Linked DNA regions of Homo sapiens: region 1 is linked to region 2. Evidence: chromatin contacts called from ENCODE Hi-C or POLR2A ChIA-PET data. All regions are on one chromosome and are shown on one strand. The core of a region is the stretch at or near the end of the contact, and the rest is flanking DNA. Distances in the headings are between cores, read along the strand shown. Region 1 overlaps LETR1 (lymphatic endothelial transcriptional regulator lncRNA 1). Region 2 overlaps LINC00924 (long intergenic non-protein coding RNA 924).

The links. A loop is a pair of places that touch in the nucleus more often than their neighbours do. ChIA-PET counts read pairs that join two places held with the same protein, here RNA polymerase II (POLR2A). Pooled maps may share reads with other maps.
Region 1: a loop to region 2 is called in a map of endothelial cell of umbilical vein, with 5 times the contacts of the local background. The contact joins two enhancer-like sites. A Hi-C loop is called at or near these places in 4 of 168 maps with a recorded cell type or tissue (cardiac septum, endothelial cell of umbilical vein, heart left ventricle and 1 more), 1 of 37 single-sample maps with no recorded cell type and 8 of 50 pooled maps. POLR2A ChIA-PET finds 5 or more read pairs at or near these places in 1 of 52 experiments (Panc1).

Annotation. Positions count from the first base shown.
Region 1 is chr15:95,299,523-95,307,285 of GRCh38, reverse strand. The region is part of intron 1 of LETR1 (lymphatic endothelial transcriptional regulator lncRNA 1); the gene reads left to right. Among named protein-coding and RNA genes, the nearest start is that of LETR1, 24 kb to the left of the region's middle. Within about 2 kb of position 6,190, at least 4 of the 41 ENCODE cell types and tissues checked have a DNase peak (open chromatin) inside an H3K27ac peak, as active enhancers do; they include endothelial cell of umbilical vein, where a contact is called at or near this core.
Region 2 is chr15:95,457,529-95,464,349 of GRCh38, reverse strand. All of the region lies in intron 3 of LINC00924 (long intergenic non-protein coding RNA 924), which reads right to left. LOC105370993 (a long non-coding RNA gene) reads left to right here. Exons shown (of 3, transcript NR_188326.1): 3 at 1-763. Among named protein-coding and RNA genes, the nearest start is that of LINC00924, 28 kb to the right of the region's middle. Within about 2 kb of position 4,914, at least 2 of the 41 ENCODE cell types and tissues checked have a DNase peak (open chromatin) inside an H3K27ac peak, as active enhancers do; they include endothelial cell of umbilical vein, where a contact is called at or near this core.

The DNA.
Region 1 (7,763 bases), core at 4,941-7,440, 160 kb after region 2:
ATCATAACGTATTTGTCTTTTTGTGACTAGGCTATTTTATTTAGCGCAATGTCCTCAAGATTAGTTTGTGTTGTAGCATATGTTAGAATTTCCTTTCTTCTTCAGGCTAAATAATATTTCATTGTATGTTGCCATGGACTGAACATTTATGTCCACCGAACATTCCTGTCTTGACGCTCTCCTCCCAATGTGATGGTTTGGAGGTAGGTTCATTGGGAAGTAACTAGATAAGGAGGGTGGAGCCCTCATGAGTGGGATGGTGCCCTATAAGAGGCCAAAAACATAACTAGCTCTCTTTCAACCAAGAGAGAACACAGCAAGAAGTTGGCTGCCTACAACCCAGTAAAGGGCCCTCACCAGAACCTGATATGCTGGCAGCTTGATCTCTGACTTCCAGCCTCCAGAACTGTGAATAAATTTCTGTTGTGATATTCTGTTATAGCAAATAAAACTAACTAAGACATATCTATGTAACACATTTTGCTTATTCATTTATCCATCAATAGACACCTGGGTTGCTTCCACATTTTAGCTATTGTAAATTATGCTGCTGTGAACACTGATTTGAACCCATTTTTTCAGGACCTTTTTCTCAATTCTTTGAAGTATATACCCAGATGTAGAATTGATGGATGATATGGTAATTCTATTTTTAATATTTTGAGGAACCACCAAACTGTTTTTCACAATGGCTGTATCATTTTACATTGCCACCAAGAATCTATAAGAATTCCAGCTTCTCCACATATTCACCAATACTTGTTATTTTCTGTGTTTTTCTTTTTGATATTAGCCATCCTGTGGGTGTGGGATCGTATCTCATCATGTGCTTATTTGCCATTTGTATATCTTCTTTCAAAGGACCTTTTGTTACAAGGTTGCCACAGGCTTGTCCCCACAAAAGGAGCTGCTATTCAGGGATTTCTTTGTCTGTTTGTTTGTTTGTTTGTTTGCTTGCTTGCTTGTTTTTTCATGAGATGGTTTCTTGCCCTGTCATCCAGGCTGGAGTGCAGTGGTGCAAGCAGCCCCAAACTCCTGGATTCAGGGGATCCTCCCATCTCAACCTCCTGAGTAGCTGGGATTGCAAGCACACATGATCAGGCCTAGCTAATTTTCTTTTACTTTTATTTTTTTGTAGAGACAAGATCTCCCTTCATTTCCCACGCTGGTCTCAAACTCAAAAAGTCAGTGACAACAAGAGGTCTATGGGCAAATACTCTTCTTAATCTCTATGTCATCTGGCCATTGGTGCCTAATGTGGTCCAAATGTAGGCTCTATCACTACTTGAATAAACTTGGACAACTTAGATATGATACTTACCTTATAGGATGAACCTTGACTTGCTTTTCTGTAAGATTAGAAAAATACCTCCAGAAGCTGTTAGTAGGATCAAGCATTAAATGTACATGAAATTATTTTGAAATGTCTTTAAAACAAAGAAATGCTACTACTTTGACAACTTATCAGACAAGGCCAAATTTCATTCTGTGAGCTGGTAAGACCTGAAAAGTAATCATTCAACCCCTTGAATTGAATGAGTGAGAAAAAGATAGCAATTTAAGTTCAGTTCCTTAAATATGTTTACACATTATAGAAAGCTCTGCTTCAGTAAAGCTGTCAGACTTGGCTGTGCTAGGATGGTCCTACTGAAAGGGTACGATTCCTAAGATAAGGTTTCGAGCAATCAAATCTGCTCCCATTCCCCCATCCAAAATTTCCAAAAGCACAGATGAACTACTGGCCAGTGAATGCATGGACAATCAGCCTTTTATAGATGAGAAACGAGGTCCTCATGGGGGTGACAGGCAGTCAGAGCTTTGGCCAGAACCCCTAAACATGGCCCACGTCGTTCTCTGTACTTCCTCCTTATGATAGACAGGTGCTTTTTGTACCCAGAAATATTGTTTCTGCCATTTGCATTGTATTTTTTAAGGCTGGGATATAAGTAATAGAATTAAATCCGTTGGTAGGCAAAGTGTGCTATGAATTGTGGCAGTTTTCTGAAGAATTTAAGCCAAGAGGATATTTTTGGTTTGACTAAGTAATATAATTCAGGCCAAAATGGCTTCCAAATTTGAATTTCCAAAAACAGTGATAGTTCACCACTTCACTTGGCTGACACAGAGAAGGCGATCCCAACTTCTAAGATGAAATGAAACTTCTAGGAAAAATCAAAATCAGCCACTACATTTTATCTCTGGAGGGCATGGGAGGAAGAGGCAAGATAGGGATCATTACAACGTTGTAATCTGTTAGTCATCCAAAAAAAAAAAAAAAGAAAGAAAGAAGGGAAACGTTTTCTCTATGTTCTATAAATTCTATTCCAGCTGCATAAACTGCACTAGAACTGAACACAGCCTCCACTAAAACAAAATTTTAAAACAACAACAACAAAAAACTCATAAATGAGCTGGGGACCACTTTAATGGCAAAGTGGTCATAAACCAGTGTGTTGGAATTTCATCAATATGACATCATTCCCAATGTGACATGGGAGAGCCCACCCTCCATTTCCCTTCCAACTATCCCTCTCACACGCCCCCTTTCCTCTTAAAGAGATGATGAAGCTGCCTGCGCAGCACAGAAGGATAATAAAAACCTGTATCCCTTAAGCTGAATTCAGCCCAATGAACTGCACAAACAGCAATAACCAAAACAAAGCTAGCAGGAAACGTTTGCACACAGCATCTGTTATGATCGCATAACCACGAGACAGCTGTTTAATCCCAACTGTTAACATAAGATCATTTGTGTGTTTGAAGAGCGATCCCATTTGGATTTTCCCCTTTATTTATTTATTTTCTAGCTTTTCCAAGAGTGAGACTTTCTCAGCTGTAGGATGCAATTTGTGTTTCTGGTTTTTTCCACTTTCACCCTCAGCTTCCGAATGAGAGGGGTGGTGTGGTTTCTTAACTATAAATACTCAGAGGGGAAAGAGGACGGCTGTGTGGTCTCCTAGCTGAGCAGGGCACAGCCCTTTCTCAGCCTCCGGGGCCGGCTTTCTGCTCCCCAGAACATTCATAAACCATTCTGGTCAGATTATGGGAAAAGGCCCTCACATGAAACGCATCTGGTGGTCTCGGCCAAATTCTAGTGAAGCTGAGTTTTCTCAGCACCACCCAGGATTGGAAGCAATCCTTGTAAAGTTCAGTTCCAAAACGCGAAAACAAAGTCATTAGGCTCACAATTGCTGTGAAAAGGTCAATGAAGGATGTCAGCAGTTTGGGTGGCCTGTGTGAGTGCCCACATTGGAAGCCTGAGCAGGACACCTAGATAACTTATGATGGTGAGGGCTATGATCAGACTTTCTTTTTTTCCATTTACATCGCAACTCGCTGCCTGCAGGCTCCCCAAATGTTCAGTAGAGAATATGCATGCTTTACTGTTGAATTGCAGCCAACGTGTCACACAAGTGGCTGATGACAGTGACAAGCAGTACAGAGCTGCCCATGTGGTCCTTGGGCGAGAGGAATTGGCCATGAAAATTTGGACAAGCATTAACCTTGAAAGCTGCCTGAAATTAGCATTACATAAATCTTTCTTCACATCCTCCATCTTTTAATATTTCATCCCAGCAAATCCTCCATTTTGATCCCAACAGGATGATAACATGTATAATATTAAGTTTATCTTTCCAGGAAAAATGAAGCTCAAGGCCTTCTAAAGCTTGAAAGTGAATGTCTTAAACCTGATTCTTAGGGCAAGTTCATTTCTGGGTCATATGAACCTTGGGAATAAAAGGGACTTTTCACTTCTCACTCATTTTCCGTTATAACTTTTTAAAAATATAAATTGTTTAAGAGAAACTTACATCTCTTTGAAATGAGAAATATCACGATAATAGTTTCTGAATGACCTCTGAATTTCTCTTAAATATAAGAACTTCTTTTATTCTCTCTGGTGGTCCCACCTCCTCAAAATTATTGCTCTTTGCTCCATCTCTTTCCCCATAAAGAAAAATTATACACAATTTTTGTATGATTCTATTTTGTATTTTCTATGGAGACTGTCATGGATATTAATTTCCTGAGATTTACTAAGAAATACAAAATCTATCAGTGGGGGCAATCGTCAAAAAATTCAATGTTTAGGTCAGTCTATGGCGTAATTTCTTATCATACTGAGATAAAATTTTTTTTTACTTTTAGCCTGGCATTCTTATCACATGCAAAACAGTTTGCATCCCATAGCAAGGAGAGTGAATGACCGTGGTCCCCTTAGATTATGGACATCCACCTTAATGTTCAACTTCCCCTACACGGGACAAAATCACCAACATCTTTAATGAGAGAAAATCCTTTATCGACTGATTCATTTCCATGTTTTGTTTCTGCAGCTAGACGGGATATCCTGTAAGGTGGTGAAAAGGGAGGGAAATTTAGTACTATCCGTTTGTGATTTGCCATCATCATTACTATTATTATTATTTCTACTCTCAAGTTAGTATTATGTTTATCTACTGATTTTCATATATAAAGTCTGTCTTTGGTAAATTCTTTTTCCTTCTCTCCCTTCCCTTTCTATATTACTTCAGAATTACTTTTGGCAGGATTTGGAGAAGAGTTTATCTTTGCTACATAAAAAAGTCATATCTTTTAATATTTGCCACTTTTGTTAAAACTAAATAATCAATTAGTTATTATGTACTCTGAGTTACTGAGTGAAAACCGTAGTTAAATTTACTGGCTTTATTTAAGCATAGGGCCAGTTGGGAAAATAGTTTTGAATGATTTTAAAAGAAGAGGAACTACCTATCCAAGCTGGAGAGAGAGAAATCCCAGAGTGTGAGTAAGCACAGAGAAGTTACAAGTGTCTCTTAGATGCTCACTAGTCGGCAAAAACCAGGAAATACATCTCCTACTGTTTTGTGATCACCCCTGGTTACTGTCGTAACAGGAAGCGTAAATGAGAGGCAGATGATGTGAGAACAGGACTTTCAACTGGGCACCAAGCCTTTCACATACCACACCCACCATGATACTTACCTTGGCAAAAAGATCCCAATTAGTCTACCACACTCATGCTTGAAACCAGCCACATTTACTTCTTATTATTATTTTATATGTATGTATGTATATATTTATTTATTTATTTTTGAGACAGAGTCTTGCTCTTGTCACCCGGGCTGAAGTGGTATGGCACGATCTCCGCTCACTGCAACCTCTGCCTCCCGGGTTCAAGCGATTCTCCTGCCTCAGCCTCCTAAGTAGCTGGAATTACAGGTGCTCGCTGCCACACCCAGCTAATTTTTGCGGTTTTAGTAGAGACAGGGTTTCACCATGTTGGCCAGGCTGGTCTTGAGCTCCCAACCTCTTGATCCACCCGCCTCGGCCTCCCAGTGTGCTGGGATTACAGGCGTGAGTCACCGTGCGTGGCCTATTATTTTTTAATATCTTACACTTTTTATTGAGATAAAATATACAGATACAGTATACCGTCTCTACCATTTTTCAGTGTACAGTTCAGTATTTATGTTCGGTTTTTTTTCCCATCATCCTTCCATCCCCCTTACCCTTCCAAGCCTCTGGTAACCACCATTCTACTCTGTCTTCATGAGATGCACTTTTTTCATTCCCACATATGAATGAGATCATGTGATATTTGCCTCTCTGTGCTTGGCTTGTTTCACTTAACATCATGGCCTCCAGTTCCATCCAGGTTGCTGCAAATTACAAGATTTCATTTTTTGTCTAGATTATGCAGATCTCTTGCCTTTTTGTCAAATACAAAATGCTACATGTCAAGGTAGCATACATCTTTGAAACAAAGCTTGAGGATTTGCCTATTATATACACTTTAGTGTTTCACAGACCCTAAGACCGGTCTTGGCAAACAACCACTCATCAACAAATTATGATCTTAAAAACAAGCACATTGGAAGTGAGGATAGGTAGAAAGAAAATTGTTCAACATCACCAGGGGGAGAAAAGCACTGAGAAAATTAACCAACTCTGAATGAACCAAAGACTTTGTTTTGCAAGGTAGATGGTCCCTGTGCTTCGATCTACTTATTTTTTGCATAATATGACTCGTAGAATGGCAGTCTGCTCTCAAATTAGTCATTTTGAAAGTAAGAAACAAATACATGAGCAAACAATCAGCCAAAAAATACCCTAAGTAAACAGACAATGGAAATGTGGGCTTAGGAATGTGGACAGTGTACCAGTAGGAAACCCTTAGTCCTGCTAGTCTGCAGTGCTAGGAAATGCCTCACTCTGCATTCCTTGGCAGTACGATCCATCCTTTCCTGGCAAAAGTCTTTCTCTCCCTTCCTCACCAGATTATAGTTCCTACATCCAATCCACCTCCTGCCTGTCCCCGGGATCCCTGATTTTTCCTTATGGGTCCTATGTCCTATAGCCTGTGTGGCTGTGACATTCAGGGTTCCAGCTTTGCTTTTTTCTAATCTGTATTTGCCTTCAAGATTGGACTAGAAGCCAAAGGGAGTTTTTGTTTACCTATTATCTACTCCTCTGATGATTTCATAGTAAGTCAATTTTCCGTGTGACTCCTTTTTTTTTTTCTTTTTTTTTGAGACAGAGTCTCCCTCTGTCACCCAGGCTGGAGTGCAATGGTGTGATCTCAGCTCACTGCAAGCTCTGCCTCCCGGGTTCACACCATTCTCCTGCCTCAGCCTCCCCAGCAGCTGAGACTACAGGTGCCAGCCACCATGCCCAACTAATTTTTTTTTGTATTTTTAGTAGAGACGGGGGTTTCACCGTGTTAGCCAGGATGGTCTCGATCTCCTGACCTCGTGATCCGCCCTCCTCGGCCTCCCAAAGCGCTGGGGTTACAGGCGTGCTGTGTGACTCTTAATCCTAAGTGCTACCTAAGAACTTATTCAACATCTTTTAATATAAGACATAGGATGTAAAATTAGGAGCACCCCCAAAATTTGCCTTTCACACGTCATTGGGAAGGCTTGTATCTGACTTAAGTCTTGGAAAAAGAACATATTTGCAATCTCTTCTAAATTATTGGAAAAAAATTAGAAAATATTTACAACCTCTCTTGTCTACCTCGTCTTCAAGCCATCTCCTCACCCCACACTCACTAACATGCGTGCACTATGGGGGCAAATATAGTGCATAACCAAGACTGGCTCACCTCTATTTGCCACCTGTAAATTCAATTTGGAATAACAGCATAATATGAACAGTATATTTAATTTCACTTATTAGAAAAATTCTGGCCAGGCGCAGTGGCTCACACCTGTAATCCCAGCACTTTGGGAGGCCGAGGCAGTGGATCACTTGAGGTCAGGAGTTTGAGACCAGCCTGGCCAACATGGCAAAACCCCATCTCTACTAAAAATACAAAAATTAGCTAGGCATGGTGGCATGCACCTGTAATCTCAGCTATTCTGGAGGTTGAAGCAGGAGAATCATTTGAACCCAGGAGGCGGAGGTTGCAGTGAGCCAGATAGCGCCACTGCACTTCAGCCTGGGCAGCAGAGTGAGACTTCATCTCAAAAAAAAAAAAAAAAAAAAAAAAGAAAGAAAGAAAAAGAAAAATTTCAAGGAACATTTTATACCTTGAAATATCTGTTTTGAATTCATTAATGACTGGGTTGGTTTATTATTATTATTTTAAACTAAATTGATAGAATTGATTGGTAATTTGGTTATTGAAAACATGAAGATTCTTTTGACAACTGAATCAAAGTATATTTAATTTTTTTAAAAACGGCTTTTCATTGAGCAAAAAAACCACTTTGAGAAAAATAGTCGGACTAAGCATTTTATATAATCAGAAAAGAAAA
Region 2 (6,821 bases), core at 3,665-6,164:
TCAAGGATGCCTGTGTGTTTGCAGCAGGTTCCTTCCAGAAGCAGCTGCAAGTGCCACCTCCAGGCCATCTGGCCAATGTGAGGAAAGGAGGCTGCAAGGGCTTGGCAAAAACAACTTTCTGTTCCTCTGGTATCCCCTGATAACTGATTTCAAGTTATGGCCAAGGACTGCCTTATCGCCGTCAGTGGCTGTCAAAAATTTATAAGTATATTCATTTCCCTATTCAACTTAATTGGTATTTTGGGTATGACACTAGAAAAGCAAGTTAGACTTGCCTGTTGGAGTCCAAGGATACCTCCAACAAAATTCTAGACAATAAAAGAAAGGGTAAGTGTCTGAGGGGAGGGGGCACTTACAAATTATTCCATTTAATGCTAATTCGAGGCTTCCAGATTCATTTTGGGAAAATCAAAGAGCAAGAGCTGTATGCATGGCTTTTTAAAACACAAAGAAAATTGGGAAGCATGGGCTTCCCAATTTTCCTGCGCATAAACTTCTAGAACAATTTCTATTGTTGATACTTTAAAAAAAATCTTTTTCTTTTCTGTGATGTGGTCTTTTAAACTCATACCACAACTTATGGCTCCCTCTACTTCCTATATTTTAATTGATCTTGAGGTTATTTTCAAGTCACTGGGCTTAATGAACAAATATTTTAGAATTTCTTCCTTTATATACACTCATTTCTGTCTCAATAAAATGTCTAATCAGGAATTCACTTGTGTAGAAAATAAAAAATAGAAGTACATACCCTTCAAGTGAAGTTAGTTGTTTCTGTGATTTTATAAAATCCATGGACCTCAAGTTTGAGTATCATTGTTATAAAAAACACAGCCATTCAAGCCATGCATGGCACAATTACTCATTAACTGGGCAGCTTTTCCTTCAGAACACGGGAATATGGGGACAGAGGCCATGTGATAATGTTGCAGGCTCCATGTCATGGACCAGTATGGAAATCCTAGCTTTTCCTCCTCTGAAATTGGGTTACTTTGTCCATGAAATGGGGATATTCTTGCCGAACTAGCATGATTGACATCATCTCACCAAAATCTCAACAAACGTATGGGTACCCAACAAATGCTGTTGATTTATTTCATTGGGGTACTTCAGTAATGAGAAGTAGTTAATCAACCGGGTTAGGGTTTGAAATTGGCCAAATCTCAGAAATCACCCTGATGCGACTTAACTCTTCTCTGCCTCAGTTCCCTTATCTCTAAAATGGAACTAATATCAATGTTTTTGAAACTATGAAAAGAATTAATGCACATTAAGTCCTTAAGAGATTTCCTGATGTAAACTGTGGACCTGGGGTGACAATGGTGTGTCAGTGTAGGCTTATCAATTATAACAAGGGGGAGGGGGCTGGGTGGAGCAGGGGTGGTGGGGCAGCTGTGGGGGGGCAGGAGCTGTATGAGAAATCTCTGTCCCTTCTACTCAATTTTGTTGTGAACCTAAAACTGTTCTAAAAGAAATTAAGTCTATTTTGAAAAGTTTCCCTGCACATACAAATACTCCAAAAATATTGGCTCTTATGATTTACAAATAGTGCTCGAAAATAACTGAAAGCAGTCTGTGAATCTTTACAAAGAAGAACTTGACTGTTACGTCATTCTGATGATGGAGCTTTCATGTAATTTAGATAGCAATGCCTTTTTGTTAACCTCAATTTTTCTTTTTGAGTATTATATCCTTTCTGTCCCCAATTCTTGCTGAAGGGGGAAATGGAAGTAAAAACCTTTAATGTTTTCCATTTTTTCGATCATTTGGTTTCTTCTCTTTTTCAGAGCAGTTTCTTGTGAAACCTTATCTGTTCTTCCCTGGACAAAACGTGTTGTTTTCATTGTGTTAGATAGCCTAACACTGGAGAAAATTCAGCAGATCACAGTGCACATCCCCAAGTTGCAATGTGGGGACGGACAGTTCAGACGTGGAACTCCCAGGTATTTGCCGGACTGGTCCGTGTAAGACCTCTCACCGGTTCGCATAAAGGTGTATTGCTATTCAGATAATGTCTTCCCCTGCTCAACAAAAGGTTGTTGTACCGAGCTGTGATTGTGACAAATGATTTACTATTAGGAACATTCTGTAATTATTGTTCGGTGGGACCGCAGACCGATACATCATTAACATGATAGACGGCCTTTGATACCAGCAAAAATAACTAAATTAATAAAAATGGCTTCATTCCAATCCCTGTCAGAAAGCCAATACTCAGAACAATCAAGCAGCAGTGATACCTGAGAAGGCCATAGTTTATATCCCCCAACAAATCAGGTTTCATACAGAAGCAATAAAATATTTGTATATATAATCTCTGTAATATGGATCTGTATAATATAAGAGATTTTATGGAGATCAGCTCTAAACAAAAATATAGGATATGTAAATATTTTCTTCCAAATGATTTAGATGTAAATTTATGCTTTTATGCAATTGGATTGCAGTTTTAGAATATTAGAATTTGCCTTTGACATCTTTTCTTTCAAGATGTCTTAAGCACTGAGAAACATTTTAATGTAGATTCTACAGGCTAAAGTTTCGTTTTTCCTTTCTCTTATTTTCTTCTCTTTTTCCTTTCTCCCTTCCTTCCATCCTTTCTTTCCTTCTTTCTTCTTTCTTTCAATCCTTTCCTCCTTTCTTTCTTTTCATCAACAAATCCCTAATTTATGCTTTAAATCCTTAGCCTCACATTTCTGACATTTCTACACAGAATGAGAGGAAAGAAAGATCTATTTCTGAGTACTCTGTTGAAATAGACTTATAGAAACAAAATGCAGACTACGGGCATCGATACAAAACCTTTGAGGTCCACCTAAGTAGAAATCACAATTACATTTCTAGGTTTTTTTTGCACTTTAGTACTGAAAACAAATTTCAATTAAAAAATGGACAATTATAATAAGGGGGACCTGCATAGAAATCTAAGACTAGGAGCTCTCAAGAAATCAGAGAAAGTATAACAGAAAGCAACTGTTTTCTATTATTTTCTTCCTTACTTATTTTCTCTCTTTCAGTGTATTTTTGTCTGCAATCTCATATCCAAAACTCTTGGGATGAGATGTGTCCTGTAATTCAGAACCGTTATGATTTTGGAAGACATCTTGGCCACAAAGCCAAATACTATCTGCCATCATCAGGGAACCTAGGGTGGCATCCATTAATATGTATGCAACAACACATATGAATACACACCAACTGGGATAAATAAAGACTGCATCGTCCACATAGGTGTGGGTCACATTTTGCTACAAATGAAATCAACTTAGGTCAAAAATAAATGTTGTGTAGAGACTTTTAGATTAAGGAATTGCAACTGAACTGTTCAAACCAACTCTAAGAATCCTGTTAATTTAAATATAATCTAAATTCATCTTGTGTGATTCCATTCACTTTGAATACTTTTTTAAAGACTTTATTCTTTTAGAGCAGTTTTAGTCTTACAGTAGAATTGAGAGGAAGGAACAAAGATTCCCCATATACCCCCTTTTTTTTTTTTTGAGACAGGGTCTCACTCTGTCACCCAGTCTGGAGTGCACTGGCATGATCTCAGCTTACTCTAACCTCCACATCCCAGGTTCAAGTGATTCTCCTGCCTCAGCCGCCTGAGTAGCTGGGATTACAGGTGTGAACCACCACACCCAGCTAATTTTTGTATTTTTAGTAGAGACAGGGTTTCACCATGTTGGCCAGGCTGGTCTCAAACTCCTGACTTCAGGTGATCTATCCTTCTCGGCCTCCCAAAGTGCTGGGATGACAGGCATGAGCCACCATGCCGGGCCTCATATACCCTCACATTCTCACATGCAGTGACTTCCTTCCATCTTCCACCAGACAGGTGCCTTTGTTACAACTGACGAACCTACAGTGACACATCATCACCACCCAAAGTCCACAGTTTACGTTAGTGTTCATTCTTGGCGTACTTTCTGTGGATATTCCATTTCATTATACATTTGTCCTTTTGCACATTGTGACGGGGTTGTTCCACTCTTTTTTCTTTTTTTTTTTTTAATAAGAGACAGGGGTCTTGCCATGTTGCTCAAGCTAGTCTGGAACCCCTGGGTTCAAGCCATCCTCCTGCCTCAGCCTCCCAAAGTGTGGGGATTACAGGTGTGAGCCACCATGCCTGGCTTTTTCCACTCTTTGTAGGAGCTTGAAAATAATAGAAATCACCACTTAATGGATACTCAATAAATACAAGTTATTGGTTGAGTAACTGGTATTGTAACATAGCAGCCTTTTAGAAATGTGCTCCTGTGACTTCATACTTCTACAGAAGTTGCAAGGATCTAAACGCTTCAAACTCTGATAAACTTTATTCACTGACAAATTTATTCTCAGAAATGTTCATACCTTTGTGGAAAAGGTATAAAAATAGTCTGTAATTGTCTACATAGTAGATATTTTATTAAGTAAAGACATTGTTTTCAAAGCCAGATTTCTATCTAAGATGATTTTGAAAAATATCGCTGCTCAGTTCTTCCAATGCCATTGGCATAAGTGAAATCACTGTCAGCGGCTGGCTATAAAGGGAAGAGTTGTACAGAATTGTAGCTCAGAGATGCTGAGATGATATCAAATGTCATTTTGATTCTGAAACTAAAGAAGGGAAGAGTATTGTGCAAGGTGAGGGGAGGCATGCAGGTAAGGGATCCAGTGCAACCTTTCCTGGGTAGTCAGCGAGAGAATCATGCAATTGTTGTTATGGCTAAAGCTTGATTGAGACCTATTTTAAAACTCGTCTTTTCTGCTTTGGCCTTCTCTTAAAGGAAGACAAATGCCCTTGAAAAGGAGTCTTAAAAGTATGATTCACGGACTTGGGAAGAATTACAGGATGCAGACAGCCTAGAGTGGTGCCTCCTGCCCCCAAAGGAGTTCACATTTCCTTCCTCTTAATCTGAGTGAACCATTAAAAAGTTAGTCAGTTCCCTGGAGGCTCTTTCTGAGGAATCTCCTAAAAGGAAATACCCTGCACTGGAAAGGTAATTTACCTAGACAGGATTTAAAAAACTAAGTTCCAGTTCAGAGATAACCAGCGACTTTATATGGGCTGGTGTATTCCTCCTTTTAAGGATTCTCCCCTGAAGTTAGTTAACAAATCAAAAAGGTAGGCAGAACAACATCAAGAAAGAACACACTACCCTTGCACATTTTATTTATTTATTTTTATATGCAATTAAGTCCTCAAACGGATAGTTTCACTGCTGTTGTAATATCAAACTGTAAATATGCAATACATTGATTTTTTTTTTCCTGAAAATAGGCTCGTATTCAAACCAGAAACATTTTGTGTTCTATTCTGAGAATGTTTTTAATTATTTTAGCTAGTGGGAAAACTCTTTTCTTTGGGATAGGGATGTGGGAGGGGAACAAAAATCTGTGTTCTGGACCTTAGGGAGTGCTGTGGTAATTCAGTTTCTGAGGTCTTCAGGAAGCCGGGCTTAGGAGTTGATTCCCTTTTATGGCTAAATAACTCTTATGAATTTGTCTTTTCAAAGTCCACTGGAAACTGGAAAGAGGAGCATGATTACAGAAAGCTGCAGCTGTGAATATTTGCAGAGCAGCTTAGTTTCCCATCTCTATCAATTCTCTCTCCCCTGCCCCCACCTCCAGCAACTAATATCTTAGCATCTTATGGAGTAATATGATAGAACTGTCAAGAATGAATGAGGACTTTGGGCCGTATTAATTCCCATCAACAAACTAATGTCTAATGTTTTGTAGGCTACAGATAAGAAGTTGACCACTGCATTACATTTGTCAATAATTTTTGCATTTTCTAGGGTTAGGTTCATGGAAGGAATTTTTTCCTGATGGTGGTGAGAACGCTGTCAAGATTTTGTTGCTCAAATAAGATCAGAACATGCATTTGTTGTTTGCACACTTTTTCCTGGAAGAAAATGGAGGGGAACTATAAACAAGCAGAAAGGTGGAAAAATGCAAATGCTGGAGTTGGAGGTGGCTTATATAGGGAAGTCTCTGTATATTGAAACAAATCAGGGAGACTGGGCCAGGCCAGGCAAGAGAGGACAGCACATTCTCATCTTTTACTTCTTCTGAAATTGGAAGTACAAGATTCTGAAATTCTGGTAGATTAAACGAGAACGACAAGCATCTTTTTGCCTCAAGAAATTTAATGTTTTGTAGCCATAGGGCAGGATTCCGATACCATACTGTATTATCACAAGCTAAAGTCAAAAAAGAAAGAAGTTTTGAGAATGCCTGGATTTGTATGTTTTCAATACATAATACAACTCTTTCTGTGTGAAATGAAAGGCAGATCGTGGGAAAATGTATGATTCTATTTATAGTCAAATTTAAATTATCTGATTATAAGGCAAAATTAGGACAGACTTTAAACCTGCCCTTTTAGTGTCTAATTTGCCACAAAAAATAGTAAAACTACTCACATTTGATAAGCAATCTGTCTTGTTATTTCTTATCCTATGAACTATGAAAAAGAACTAAGAAAAATTCCCCTCTTTTTTTTTTCTTTTCATAAAACTCAATCCAGGGCCTGCATATTATATTCACATTTTTTCTTGTGTGCTTCCTTTTGTATGTTTTGGCCACACTGGCGGAATTTTCTATGATAAGAGGACCACCAATCCAGTATGCATGGTGTGGGGTTGGCCCGTTGAGTGGGCCCCACTGGGCCTCCGGGGAAGAGGGCCAGGAATTCACAGGGCTTGATTACCACCGGGGCTTTTTCTGCTTTTAAGTTAACTATGTTCTTCCTGGTAAATCAACGCCTCGACTTCGGAGATTGAACATCAGCTCTGTGATTGAGCAGAAACTCTGAAAAGAAGACTTGCCAG